Regions from separate parts of the Mus musculus genome. Here regions 2 and 3 are each linked to region 1. Evidence: chromatin loops called from intact Hi-C (ENCODE). Cell type or tissue: heart. All regions are shown on one strand. Each heading gives the region's core, and the rest is flanking DNA. Links, peaks and the distances in the headings are about the cores only.

Evidence for each region. A loop is a pair of places that touch in the nucleus more often than their neighbours do. Peaks named below come from ENCODE experiments on the same cell type or tissue, not always from the same donor. Only the 100,000 strongest peaks of a DNase experiment are listed, where the experiment ranks them.
Region 2: it touches region 1 in a loop (6-fold over the local background); 36 of 42 quality-filtered maps call a loop at or near these places.
Region 3: it touches region 1 in a loop (4-fold over the local background); 9 of 42 quality-filtered maps call a loop at or near these places.

The regions. Positions count from the first base shown.
Region 1 is chr12:90,737,950-90,742,675 of GRCm38, forward strand. Dio2 (deiodinase, iodothyronine, type II) reads right to left here and starts at 1,089. Exons shown (of 2, transcript NM_010050.4): 1 at 114-1,089. The coding sequence starts at 335. It overlaps Gm26512 (a long non-coding RNA gene), which reads left to right and starts at 258. Exons shown (of 5, transcript XR_872906.2): 1 at 258-351. In heart, for the core only: CTCF peaks have their summits at 1,040 and 2,709 (motif pointing right); no DNase peak of the experiment used is centred there; H3K4me3 peaks cover 930 bases; H3K27ac peaks cover 874 bases.
Region 2 is chr12:91,312,469-91,317,194 of GRCm38, forward strand. The region is part of intron 10 of Cep128 (centrosomal protein 128); the gene reads right to left. Among named protein-coding and RNA genes, the nearest start is that of Cep128, 70 kb to the right of the region's middle. In heart, for the core only: a CTCF peak has its summit at 1,947; no DNase peak of the experiment used is centred there.
Region 3 is chr12:90,564,121-90,568,846 of GRCm38, forward strand. No RefSeq gene overlaps it. Among named protein-coding and RNA genes, the nearest start is that of Gm40538, 160 kb to the left of the region's middle. In heart, for the core only: a CTCF peak has its summit at 2,403 (motif pointing right); no DNase peak of the experiment used is centred there.

The DNA.
Region 1 (4,726 bases), core at 269-4,268:
AACATAGTCACTGGAGAGGACACCCCAAGTAGGACTCCCCAGAGCCAGCAGCCCCACACCTTCCACACCCCTAGCCCTTGCGACCCAGGAGAAGCTCAGTGGCTGCAGCTCACCTGTTTGTAGGCATCTAGGAGGAAGCTGTTCCAGACACAGCGCAGCCCTTCTGAGGTCAGCATGCGCCTCCACTCTCCGCGAGTGGACTTGGAGCGGCTCAGAAGCAACGCCACGTGCTTGAGCAGAATGACCGAGTCATAGAGCGCCAGGAAGAGGCAGTTGGAGAAAAAGACTGGCAGGATCTGCAGGGTGATCAGCAAGTCTACGCTGAGGAGTCCCATCTTCTCTGCCTCCTCGGTCAGTCTCCTGGGCACTCTGCTTCCCCAGTCACCTTCTTTTTGCAAAGGAAGGTGGTGGTAGAGAAGTGGGGGACCAAGGGGAAGGTTGGGAGGGGGGTGAGGGAGAGGGAGAAAAGCTAAATTAGAAGAAATCCCAACTTGTCTCTTCTTTGAAAGAAGCAGAAATGGAAAGACCAGGTTCAGGCTCTGCAGCCCAGCAGTTGGAGTGTACCCATCAATTCATTCAATTCCGAGATGCATTTTTTTCCAGGATTTAAGATGGTTTAAAAAAAAAAAAAAGGCACCACCACCAGCAACAACAACAACAAAAACCCTGGCGTGCCAGTCCCTAATCCAGTTTACCCCTGTCAGAGTCCGTTAAAGACAGGAAGTTCTACTTTCATTTCCAGGCACCTATGAGACTGCAGAGATGGTAAAAATTTTCTTTTAGCTTTTCATGTTCCTTTAAACGCTGTCTGGCTTCTTGCACTGCCAATTTCTTAACTGTGCTGTAAGGGTAGGGGTTGTTTGGTTTGTTTGGGGTTTTTTTCTTTCTTTCTTTCTTTTTTTCTTTCTTTCTTTCGCTCTGTCTTTACTCCGTTGTAAACATACTTTCTGTTCTCCTCCTCCCAGCCTGTCTCCCTCTGCCTGTCCTTTCTCCAGGTTCTCCAGGAGCGGCTGTCCTCTGCCCCCTCCCTCTGGCGTTTCCCTCTTTGCTATCTTCTGCCTCCGCTGGCTGCAGAGTGCCTCTCTCTGCAGCTAGTGAGTCTCCCTGAAGCCTTTTATACATTCCCTGGCTAATTGCTGCAATAGAGAAATGAAAGCCTAATCTTGCTAAAGATCTTGACGTCATTGAGAAAGAGGGCTTACTTTGGCCAGGAGTGCAGTGAGCAGAAAGGCAAAACTCTACAACTTTTTTAAAAGGAGAGGTGGGGGAGACAGAAGGATTTTGCTTTGTGCTTTAAAGGGAGAGAAAGAAAAAACGATGTTACCTTTGACAAGTCTCAAGAAATGCTTCCAAACTTAAAGAAAAGTAATTTGTAGACTAATATGTTAACACTTTCCTCTGATTATCATTTTTATTAACTTAGGAATTTTGGCAAGAAAGCTTCCTGGCAGGCAGGTAGAAAAGCGAAAGCGTGAACATGGGTGCTCTCTGCTCCATTAAAAAGAAAAAATAAAGCTATTAATGCTCCCGTGTGGGCGTTACACCTTTACACAGGATTGGTTTTTTTCTCACCCGATCTCATTCCTGGGTGTTATGAATATATTTTCAGTAATGATCTTATCAGAGGGAATAGAAAGTGAATTTTGAGTTGGAAATTTTATAAACTATTTGAGACCACCATGGTATATCTTTAAAGATTATTCCCAAACTGAATTCAAGTATTATTTTTGGTTTTACTAAAGCTTCGATATTACAACAACAACAACAATAACAACTAACCTTCCAGCCATGGAAGGAGCTGCTGAGTGACCAACTCTTTCAGTGTCATTTCCCTACAACACTGATAAAATACTATTTCCATTCATTGGCATTTAGATCCCAGGAGACTGAGAAATTGATTATTTATGAGAATCTCTTAAATTCAGCCTTTAATAGTCCAGAAGCTTTAGGGAGCCATTTAGTTTGCTTGGAGGAGAAGATTAAAAGAAAGTAAAAAGGCTATAGGTAGTTAGGGGCTATATAGGTAGTAAGGGGCTATATAGATGGTAGGGGTTGTAAGTGGCTAGGGGCTGTAAGTGGTTAGGAATAGAAACAAACCAAGAATTAACACCAGGTGCCCCTTGGGCCTCAGTGGACTCTCTTGCCTTTTAGTTCCCAGGACAGTTATTTAAACAGATAGAACCTGGCAGTGAGTTTCCACCCCTACCTCCTTCTACGTTTCCTCCCTCTCTTACCTAACAGATCACTTCTAGGAGTGACATTTTTCTGAGAGTAGTAGTGACAATTATAGACACTGGAGTGGAAACATAAATTGAAATTGAAAGTCAATTTGTTGAGTTTTCTATGTTCACAGAGCTCCTGTCAAGCTCGAGCTGAACAGTAGATGCAAACAGGTGGTCAGTCCCTTGAGCTTCTATATCTTGCCCCCGGTCTCCAACTCTGTATTGACAGGACTGTAAAGCCTAAACAGAGGTCATTCTTTGTAGAGAGCATGGGCTAAAATCTGCATATGGATGTATTTTGTTCAGCTGGTAATATGGTTCTGAAAAATAGTCCCAAGGAGAGAGTAAGCTCTATGTGACCCACAACTCTTGTCTTCTCTACACATTGCCATCTCCCGAGCACATAAGAATCCTGGTTGGGACATGTTCAGCTCAGTGGTGTTCTGAATGAATGAATACCTAGGGCATATAGAGGGCTCAGCTCTGCTTCACACTAGGGGGCGCCATTCACATACAACATAACATGGTAGAGAGGTGCCCTGGAATTCTAAAATGAGGTAGCTTTTTGCATGGCTGCTCCCCAAAGACAAGGGCTCTCTACCATCATATTTTTATTTCTTTCCTCTTCTCTTCTCTTCTCTTCTCTTCTCTTCTCTTCTCTTCTCTTCTCTTCTCTTCTCTTCTCCTCTCCTCTCCTCTCCTCTCCTCTCCTCTCCCCTTCCTTCCTTCCTTCCTTCCTTCCTTCCTTCCTTCCTTCCTTCTTTCTTTCCTTCCTAATCGTCAATTGTGAGGTTTGAGTGTATACTCCATGGGCTAAATTTTTATTTAGATGAGGAGACTTTAGATGTTTGAAAAATTAACATAAACCACGGAATATCTCTCCTTGGACCAGCATGTGCTGTTTGCAAAAAGATATTCACAAATACAATGTTTGTGTGTTCCTTTCTTTCAAACTTCTCAATGCCTTTATGGGAGGAAAGAGAGGACAAAGAGGAGGGGGTTGCAAAGTACCTTAATTAGTGTAGATGAGGGCACTTCAATTCCTGATGAAGTCCCTGGCAACTAGGATGGGAGGTATACCCCTCCCCTGCCCCCTGAAATGAAGCTTCTACTCACTGCCCAGTCCTGAAAATCTCAACCCTATGCAGAGCTCTTCTGAGAAGGAGGAAAGTTAACCCATTTGCCTGTATTCTCAAGACCTACAGTGTGATTGGAATGGCCTCTTAAGAAGGATTGGCAAGGAGTGGAAAAATGTTCCCTTTTCACGTGTAATGTGCGGAACAGAAGTACTTAGAGAATAGAATTAAAACCAGTGGGTGCGGTTTGCTCTTGTCCCTTTCTTTCCTTTATTTGAGATTAGAAATGTCAGAATGGAATTGAAATAAGTTACAATCCACCAGAGCTAGGTCTCTTTCTGCACGGGGTTTCCTGGCTGCTTGTTATAATAAAATGTGTTTAGCATTTTGATCTTCAAGGGATTTACTCTTTAAGTCATAGAACCATTATCACACAAATGAAGGAAAGTGGGACCAAGGGCCTCTCCTCTCATTGATGACCAACTAAACCATCCTCTGCTACATATGCAGCTAGAGCCACGAGTCCCTCCATGTGTTTTCTTTGATTGGTGGTTTAATCCCAGGGAGCTCTGGTGGTACTGGTTATTTCATATTGTTGTTCCTCCTATGGGGCTGCAAACCCCTTCAGCTCCTTGGGCACTTTCTCTAGCTCCTTCATTGGAGACCCTGTGCTCCATCCAATGGATGGCTGTGAACATTCACTTCTGTATTTGTCAGGCACTGGCAGAGAATGCCAGGGCCAGGAAGCAGGGGTGGGTGGGTTGGTAAGCAGGGGACAGGGCAGGGGATAGGGGTTTTTCAGAGGGGAAACTAGGAAAGGGGATAACATTTGAAATGTAAATAAAGAAAATATCTAGTAAAAAATGAAAAAATAAATAAAAATCCCCAATATCATATTGAATATGATTAGAAAAATGTACATGGTTGCTTTGGTGTACTCATAAAATAATTCTAGTGTTTCCTTATTAAATATGATGCCAGTAGCTGGTACTTTTATCCTTTCTTTATCTGAAAAAAAATAATTCTTTATTTAGTTAAAGTGTGGGTCATGAATGGAGGTGGTAGTTTGGATACTAATTGGGCTAGGTCTGTTAATACTTATGTATCTTATGTATTTTTTACCTTTTTACTCTGTTGATATCAATACCTTGAATATTTAAAAACATTAAATTGAACTTTTGGAAAGAAAGAAAGAAAGAAAGAAAGAAAGAAAGAAAGAAAGAAAGAAAGAAAGAAAGAGGAGGGGAGGGGGAGAGGAGGGGAGGGGAGGGGAGGGGAGGGGAGGGGAGGGGAGGGGAGGGGAGGGGAATGGAGAGGTCAGCATGGTTGTAGAGTCAAGTCCTGTGTGGGACGTCTCCCTGAACTCTGTACCTAACATCTAAGTATTTAAAACCTAACTTCTATTTCACATTGCCCAACATGATGTCT
Region 2 (4,726 bases), core at 283-4,282, 570 kb after region 1:
ACAGATAGAGACAGGCGGATTTCTGAGTTCGAGGCCAGCCTGGTCTACAGAGTGAGTTCCATGACAGTCAGGGCTACACAGAGAAACCCTGTCTCAAAAAACCAAAAAGAAAAAAGAAAAAAAAAAGAAAAAAGAAAAAAGAAATAAATGTAACAAACTCAGAAGGGAAGGAGGGCATTTTTCTTGGATAGTTACTAAAGGCTTTCTGAAGTAGCATTCGAAAGGAAAGGCAGGCATAAGCCACACAACTATTTCAAAAATCAACTTCATGTCTCTGAAAACAGGAAGTACAAAAGTCCAAAGGCAGAAAGTGCAGAGCATGCCCACAGAAGGGCAGAAGCCCAGCATACGTGACAGTGATGGCTCTGACTTCCCTGTGGGAACATGACTGAACTTGCAAAGGCCATCTCTCCACCATATGAGTTCAGGAGACCAAAATCAGGTTATCCCACTTTACACCGAGCATCTGTACCGCTAAGCCATCATGCTGGCCTGAGGTCACTGTAACTGTCCTACCATTCACGAGGGTGAGAATAACTGAACACTGCAGTGAGAAGAAACCAGGAACCAGATTCAAGGGACTTTTAGTGTGAGGCTTTTAAATTTGTTGTAACTGTGACAAAAGAAGAATGTGACATCATCTGCATGCCACGCAGGTGACAAAGAGGTAAGACTTGAGGCCAGCGGCCTTCTCTGTTTGCACAAGCAGAAGACAGCAGCAGAGGCAACAGTCAGTAGCAGTTACAAAGCCGATAGAGCCAACTTTCATAATTATTTTTAAATCAGAGTTGACAAGGTGTGAAGAATGAGAGAAAAACAGACAACAAAGACAGCAGACACTCAGTTCTCAACACTTAAAAGTGCATCTAACATCAGGATGATTATCCGTCTTCCTTAGAAGATGCATGGTCTGTTTCTTGTCTTTCTTTGGATGAAAGACACACAAAAATTAAGCTCCAGCGCCTTCTGAAGAAGCCCGTAGGTCAGAGGGGGCAAGAACGGGAGAGCAGAGCTGCGGGGCCCAAGTCTGTGCAGACACTGCGCTGTGAGCGTCAACATCAGTGTGACTTGATCCTCATCCAAGCGTGGCCGGAGAGGCCATGGAAACCTCATTCTCAGGTCACACGTTCTAAGCCTGTGTGCTTTCTCCCATCCCAGCTCCATCAATTGAGTAAAGAACCTTACAGCTCTGAACAGGGCTTGAAAGCTTCACCGCAAATGGACGATGATTACAAATAATTTGTTCCTCCCCTCCTGAGCAATAATTAGAACCTGTTTCAGTATGTGACAAAAAGAATTAACAGATCTTAATAATAGAAATCAATTAAATGCACTAAGCAGTAAACCATGTCTGTTTATCAAGGAAAAATGAGACTCACTGAAGGAAAATTGAACAGTGCTAATTACAGGAACAAAGGTAAATGGTACAAGGTACAAAAGGGGTCATGAGTAAGAGAAAGACACAATGTTAGGAAAAGGCTCGTGTGAGATGCGACTATAGAAAACAGGGGTGTCTAGGATGCTGGCTTAAAGCTCGGACACGTTAAAGTGGAAAAGAATCAGGAATATATATAAAATTAACTCTCATATCAAAAGCTGGTCTCCGCCTTTCTGCAACTAAACAGACTAACTCCTTCATAAAGGAAAGGATGGGAGGAGGCAGGGAGTGAGGGAAGCCTGGATCCGGAGTATTAAAGCAGCAACAAGTGAGCTCCAGACTCCACGTAGCATATGTAATCCCTGAATTTTTCCAAACAGTGTGAATCTATACAGTTTCAATTTTAAAATGACAAATAATGATATTGTTTTTAATTGTGAGACTGATGTCAAGGACAGTTTACAGAAATGCTAAGAGCTGGGATGTATAGTCTGTAGGGAATCCATCTTAAGCCAACCTGGAGCTTGAAGAAATAATGCCTACTGATGGTTCAATACTGACGACTAGTGGTCAAAAACAATACACCAAGTCCTTAGCCAGCGTTTATCCTACCACCGTTTTTTATCAACTAAATTTAAAACACTAGACACAAACGACATGAAAGTTTTCATTTGAAACATTCAGGAAAAAAAAGAAAAACACTAAGGAAAAGAACAGAACTGTATCCAAGGTCCCTTACGTTTTTATTCCGAAGCCCACATGGTGAGCACACGTCTGAAGTCTCAGCAAGATCAAGAACTCCAGATTAGCCTTGTTATGTGTTAAGACTGTCCATTATTTAGATAGTGTTCCAAAACAGAATCTACTTGGGATCTGCCGTTGAACTATAGAAGAAACAAGTCTTTGTGCCATCTTATCTACAATCTTGGAACTGAACGATCTCCCACAAATACTGTACCAAAGAGGTCTTACTTGTAGAATCCATATACCTGGGGTAACTCCATTCTAAGCTTTCAACTACTATGACATACTGAAATAGCAAACAATTCTCCTAATAGCATGAGACTTCAGATAGATGAGCGTCAATATAATGTCAGGTCTAGCAGCCTGCTATGGGGATCGTGTTATTTATATAATATTAAATTGTGGTTGATTATGTTCATAGGGTTCTAGCTCTGACATTGAACCATTTCATATTAAATCTCAATGAAGTAGAGTTCACCTTCGCCTGCTCTGGAAAAGCCTCTTAATGGAGATCGTCTCTCCCAAAGTGTTACATGCAGCAAGGATCATTTACATCTGAAAATAACGCTCATCTGCTCAGCAGCTGTTGGCAGCATAACAGCATACTACGTGAATGACCTGGTACTTGGAGTCCCAGGACAAGAGTAGACGGGAGTGACCTGGTGTTTGGCAGAGGAAACCACATTCTAGGGAAGAAGACATACAACCACACAAGCAAGCAAGCAGCGGCTACAGTTTGTGTAATATGCCATGGCACTCAAGAGTGAGGCACTGGGAGGCTATGTTAGAAAGAGAGGAAGTGTACAAAGTCCTACCTGATGATGGCAAGAACGTCAGGTTCGCTAAACTGGAATGTAAATGAATGAATGAATGCCCCGATAAGATAGGAAAAACCACTCTGGTTAAGGCAGCTTTGCAGAATAGCATATTCAAGTAGGTAAGCTTAAGTTTTTAGACTAAAGCTGGAAAGATGGCTCCGTTGGTCAGGTGCTCACATGAACATACAGACAGAGATACATTCCCTACAGCACTCAGAAGAAAGACGGGTTCAGCAGCACATGCCTATAGCTACCGATGAGGTCAGATTGGGATTTCCAGGGCTTGCTAGCTGACCAGACTCTTGAATGGGTCAGCTCTAAGTTCAGAAAGAGATCCTGTCTCCAAAACTAAAGTGGACAGTGATTAATGACACCTGAAACTCCCTTGGATCTCCAAATATACACACATGTGCAGGCACACCTGCATGTGCTTGCTCACGCGCGCACACACACAGACACACTCAAATGTACACACACTTTTTATCAAATGATTTTATTTATTTATATTCTAAATGTTGCCATGTACAGACATTGTTAAAAATGTGTAACATCCATTAAAGATGGAAACAATCTAAAACTGCAAAGTCATAATCTAAAACTGCAAAACAATCCATAGAAAAGGGTAGCAGGAAAAAAAGATGACAGATAATAACATTTCCAACATATCAATACGGCTGAACTTACCTAATGAGGTTGCTTTAAGGCCAGTGGTAAAGTTCTTATGAGGAAAGTGGGAAGAAAGATTAAAATAAAGAAAACAAAAAGCATGCACAAATACAGAAACCTTGATAGAAACTCACTAAGAGCCAGGCATGTGGTGCATGTCTTTAATCCCAACACTCACTCCAGAGATATAAGTACAAGGAGACAGCTCTCTGCGAGTTCAAGAAGAGAGCTACACAGTGAGACTCTGTCCAAAAACAACAACAACTATAATAAAAACAACCTACCACTATGTAAGCTTTTAAAAACAACTGACTGTGATATTAAAATATTCAAGAAACCACAAACACCAACTAAAAAAGGCAATACTGACAAAAATTACGGAGGTAAATTGAGCCTGATATATTAAATAGGAATACAGGAGAATAGAAACAAAATTGACAAATGAGACCTACACAATTTACATAAGTATCTGTGTCTCCTACAGATTCACACACAAAATGTTGGACCCAAGCAAGGGAGAAAATCAGGTACTGGTTTTATTGAGTCCTTAACCATGAGACCAAAACACCAAGGAACTAGGTCCAAATGCAAGTGACAATAAATTCCAAAAAAAAAAAAATTAAAAATACTTTGTTTTTTAAAGCTAGGTTTAAAAACTATGGTTGGCCAGTGGTGGCGCATGCCATTAATCTCAATACTTGGAAGGCAGAGGCAGGTGGGTCTCTGTGAGTCTGAGGCCAGACTGATCTACAGAGTAAGTTACAGGACAGCCAGAGCTACAGGGAAACCCTGTCTTGAGGGGAGGAAAAAAAAATATATATATATATACACACACACACACATACATACACACACACACACACACACACACACACACACACACACATACACACACACACATATGCATATAAAGAGATGCTGAAAATTCCAAACAGACATAGAGAAATTTGCAATAGTCACTATAATGGATTTAGAAGGAAAGTATCCTAAGAGAACAGCACATCAAAACATAGTTTGGTGATAAATTTAAAGTATTTATTTTTAAAGAAACACATTTAATGCCCAAGCCTAGAAAATAAAATGGAACAATCTTTTTAAAATAGAACAGGTCATAGGTCTT
Region 3 (4,726 bases), core at 223-4,222, 170 kb before region 1:
CATTTCTCCTTGCTCTTCTTCTCCCTGGGCATATTTATCAACATTTTTCTCTTATACTCCATAACCCTTTTTGACATGAGCCACCCATTGCCTTTCTTTATCCTGCTCATTTTTAAATGACAGGGAATATTTTTGCTCCATGGATGACCCGTTAGAATGTCAAGTCACGATGGTGCTCTCTCAGCAGAGTGCTGTGGTAGCATAGTGAAAGCTTCCTGCGGTTGGTCTCAGAAGAACCCAGACCCTTATCATCTTATCATCTTCATCTTATCATCTGAATTTGAGCTCTACTTCTGCCTGAGGCAGAAGATAACTGAGGCATGTGTAGGTGCTGGGGTGGTGACGGTGGGGTTCTGCTCCAATTACCCATATAATTAACTCTTTACATATGGAGATGTAAGTATGAAGAAAGAATGTTGGGAGCCGCCCCCACATTCGCCGTCACAAGATGGCGCTGACATCCTGTGTTCTAAGTGGTAAACAAATAATCTGCGCATGTGCCAAGGGTATTTTACGACTACTTGTACTCTGCCTTTCCCGTGAACGTCAGCTCGGCCATGGGCTGCAGCCAATCAGGGAGTGATGCATCCTAAGCGAAGGATAACTCCTCCTTAAAGGGGACGGGGTTTCCGCCATTCTCTCTCTCGCTGGCATCTCTCTGGCTCTGCGCCCCTGCGCTCTCTCGCTGCCAAAAGATGTAAACAATAGAGCGCGCTCTGCGCTTTGGCGCGCCGGAGCTCTGGCTCCTAAAGATGTAAATAGAAGGGGCTTTCGCTTTTGGGGCTGGGGGTTTTGCGCTCCTAGCTCCTGAAGATGTAAGCAATAAAGTTTTGCCGCAGAAGATTCTGGTCTGTTGTGTTCTTCCTGGCCGGGCGTGAGAACGCTATTAAGAAAAGAAAATCTGGAAGATGGAGCATAAAGAGGCTTTCCCCTCTCTCGTTTTATTTTTTTTCATTTTGCATACTTCTCACTGCTCCTCCTCCTGGTCACCCCATCCAATAATTCTTCCCCCTCCCCCTGTATTCTGAGAGGGTGGAAGGCCCCTGGGTATCTCCTACGCTGGCTCATCAAGTCTCTGAACTTTACTCTGCAGAGGATGATGATCTTACTGCCTCCTTCTGAGAGGAGCTACCTGCTGGCCACCAATATGCCACTTGCCCGGTGTCCTTCTATTTTGAGCTTCTCTCTGTGTATGAATTGCTGTTTAGCTGTCCAAGCTTCAGCTGCTATCTAACATAACCCAGGACATTTGTTCTTTTTTTTTTTTTTTCTCATGAATCTCTGGTGAATCAAAAGGCTCAGGGTATAGCAGAAGTAAAAAGAAAGATTATCAATCAGTCTTGCAAACTCCATACATTGATGTCAAAATTTTATAGACACATTAACTAAGACCCAGAACAGCAAATATGCCACATAATTTTTCACAGAAAATTATTATGTGCACACAAAAAGGTATAAACTAGGGTGCCCACACAGTGAAAAATCCTAAACTCGTTTTAGTTTTATCTTTGATTGAAATGTGTATGTAATTCAAAATTTAAGTTAAATTATGCACATAGTCTAGGAAAAAATCAGGACCAAGACAGAGAAGTGATGGCCTCACAGAAAGAGAGACAGTGTCAGCACAAGATGGACATCTTCTCTCTTCTTCTGCATTACCTATAGGGATGTACAAGCAACATGAGAAGCTCTTTATTCAACATACCTATGATATAAAAATGACTGTTACCTAAAAGTAGATGGGGGCTGGTTAGGTGGCTCAGCAGGTAAAGGCACTGGTTACTGAGTTTGATGACCTGAGTCCCTTCCCAAGGACCCACATGGTAGAAGGAAATAACCAACTCCTGAAAGTTACTCCTGACCACATGCACATGGATCATGTACCCCAAAATACACATAAACTGGTATGCACACACACACACACACACACACACACACACTGGGCTTTTAAACTGGTTTTCAAGTAGTCATCAATGAGGAAGATTCATCTTCCCTGTGGTTACTCTCAATGCCTATGGAATATGAACACATAGCAGATTCATATCTGAGGCTTCACAAAGAGTCTTTTTACCCCCTCCAACTTTTCTCTAGATCCTACAAAAGACACTATCCTTCTTCCTCTGTTCTCATTTCTTCCTAAAAGTTGTCACCCTGTGCTTTGCCTCAGGTATGTGCCAATGTATTTACATGTTTGTGTGTGTATGTGTATGTGTGTCTATGCATGTGCATGCGCGCGCGCACACACACACACACACACACACACACACACACACACACACACACACACATTCATTTGTAGCTCATCTGCTGGTGTCCAAGAAAAGCTTGAATTTTTTTTTTCTTCTTGCCTCTCAGCTTGGAGCCTTTGTACAAGAAATTCTGACAGTGAACACTGCCTACCACTAGAGAGCAGCCCAGGCCAACGATTTCCTGGGCAAAAAACCCTCTGTCTAACAAGTTATTTTCAAAAGGTTCAGGTTCTCTTAGTCTTCTCATGTCTTTCTCTGGGCAAGACACTCCTAGTTCCCTTCGCAAGGAATACTCTCTGTACCTGTTCTGATGTCATGGGAAGCTGAATACCATGCCAATTCCACTAGAAATGTCATTGTCAAAAACATTCATTGTTGAGGTCTCCCTGCTTTTAAGCATTGACGTGTGTCAATTATGAAAAAAAAAAAAATGGAAGTGGGGAGAAGGTTGTGTTTAAGAAAAGAACCACTTGATTTCATGGGGAAATAGAGCAAGATCTTCACGGATTCTTCCCAAGCTTTTTCTATTGAGAACAAAGGGAGCCAGGCAAAGCCAGGCAAACCTAAGCAGGGTCCTATCCATGCCTTTGGACGTGGCTTATTCCTATGGAAACTGATTTATTTTTCTTACATTTGTGAAGAGAGTAATTGTGTCCCATCCGGACTGATTGTTAAGCTTCAATAGGCCAGTGTCTTCATTCCTTAATTTACTTTAATGAACACAGAAAATAACTATTGCTGATTGTCATGTCATTGTACAGGAAGAACTCTCCTGTCTACTGTGCAGGGAGATGAAGGTGCAGAGAGAGCTTTTGGAAACTGATGTAGGAGAGTCTCCTTCAATCTAGATGCAATTTAAGGTGACAGTTAGTGCTGTCTCTGTCTCTTGCCTCAGGGGTAACCTCAGGCAAATGACTCAAATTTACCCTCAACCTTGGTTTCTTCTCTTTTTTTGCAAGATGCAAGTCCTAACTGTTCTCATCAGACAGGACCTAGGATTAAATGTAACAACATGTGGAAAGTGTTTAATAAAGATTGACTGTCGCTGCTCAAAGAGCCCACCACATTCCAAGATCCCTGCTGACTTCTCCTTGCCTTATTCATCTTGCCGTTTTATTTCCATTTATCCAATTTCAATTTTAATTTTGTTAAATATTCATTATACATGTGTTATGTTCCAGGTATAATAGAATGCAGCACCTCAAGAGGCTAGTGTAGCTTACCAAAGAGAAAAGCTGTCAGAACGAATACAAAGAGAACATGTTTCACATTTCCCTTTAAAGGTAACACACAAGGCAGACTGTGTTTATGGTCAGAATTGTTTTCGGGAATATCTTGGAGATATATATCATATGTGGTTTTAACTCTTTTTATCCAGTATTGTTTGAGGCCTAACTTGATTTTTTTCACAGTCATTTTTAATGTTACATCATGAATACCCTGTGTGAACACCTAGTGATATGGACCACACCCAAGCTGTGATGGAGAATCCTTTACTTGATTTACATAGTTTTCTGAAATGTTCAGATTTCTTGCTGTTGCTACTTGAAGAGTATAGAAAACACAATGGTCCCTCTGCCAAGAAGTTTGCATTGGAGGGGTTCAAATGATTAACCGAGTCATGTGACTTTCATGTTTCGCTGTAATTGGATGTTCAATGTGCATGCGGTTGGAGCACAGAGAGGTAAAATAATTATTTGTAATGGGCATTGATGGGAGGAGCCATAGATGAAAGTGTTGAACTCAAATGATGACTGGGATTTTAATCAACATTGAGTATGTGGAAGAAAAAGAGGTCTACACAGCTGACATGAGAGCATAGTTAAGTACAGTGAGAAAGAAGAAGAAAGATATAAATTAACTCCTGGGCACCTTGATTTCCTTAATATGTTCCAATGACAGACTTTGCAACTGAGGCGTCATGAGCCTATGGGAATGCCTCAAAGTCATACATTCAGTAAACAATGAAATCGGAATCTTAATTAGCAGTGTTCCAACATATGTGTTCTCTATGCCACATTGTCAGAGGTGTAAAAAAAGATAATTACAGAAAAGAATATAGTGAATTAAAAAGAAGATGGAAAAACAAACAAACAACCCTTACATTGTCTTTTTTAGGAGACAATAAAAATGTCAACATAGTTTTCCTTTTCATTAAAATAGGTGTTCTAAACATTAGAGATGTCATCACAAACTGCTTCTTTTCTTCAGGGTGGCTGGGATTTGCTTGTATGAGATGACTAATAATTTTTAAAAACAACCAACAATAACTGACAAAAAAGTTACCAAAATGGTAATTTGAAGTAAATCAGATAAAAAGTTACAGGATAGCTAGAAAATTATGTATGCATGGTGAAATGGAAAGGAAGCTGTAGATGGGAGGAGACATGGGTCGTTTATGACTAAACCAAGTGTACCCTCCTTGGGAAACTGTAAACCGCCTGTTTGAAATGGGGATGTACCTTTTCCATGCTGGT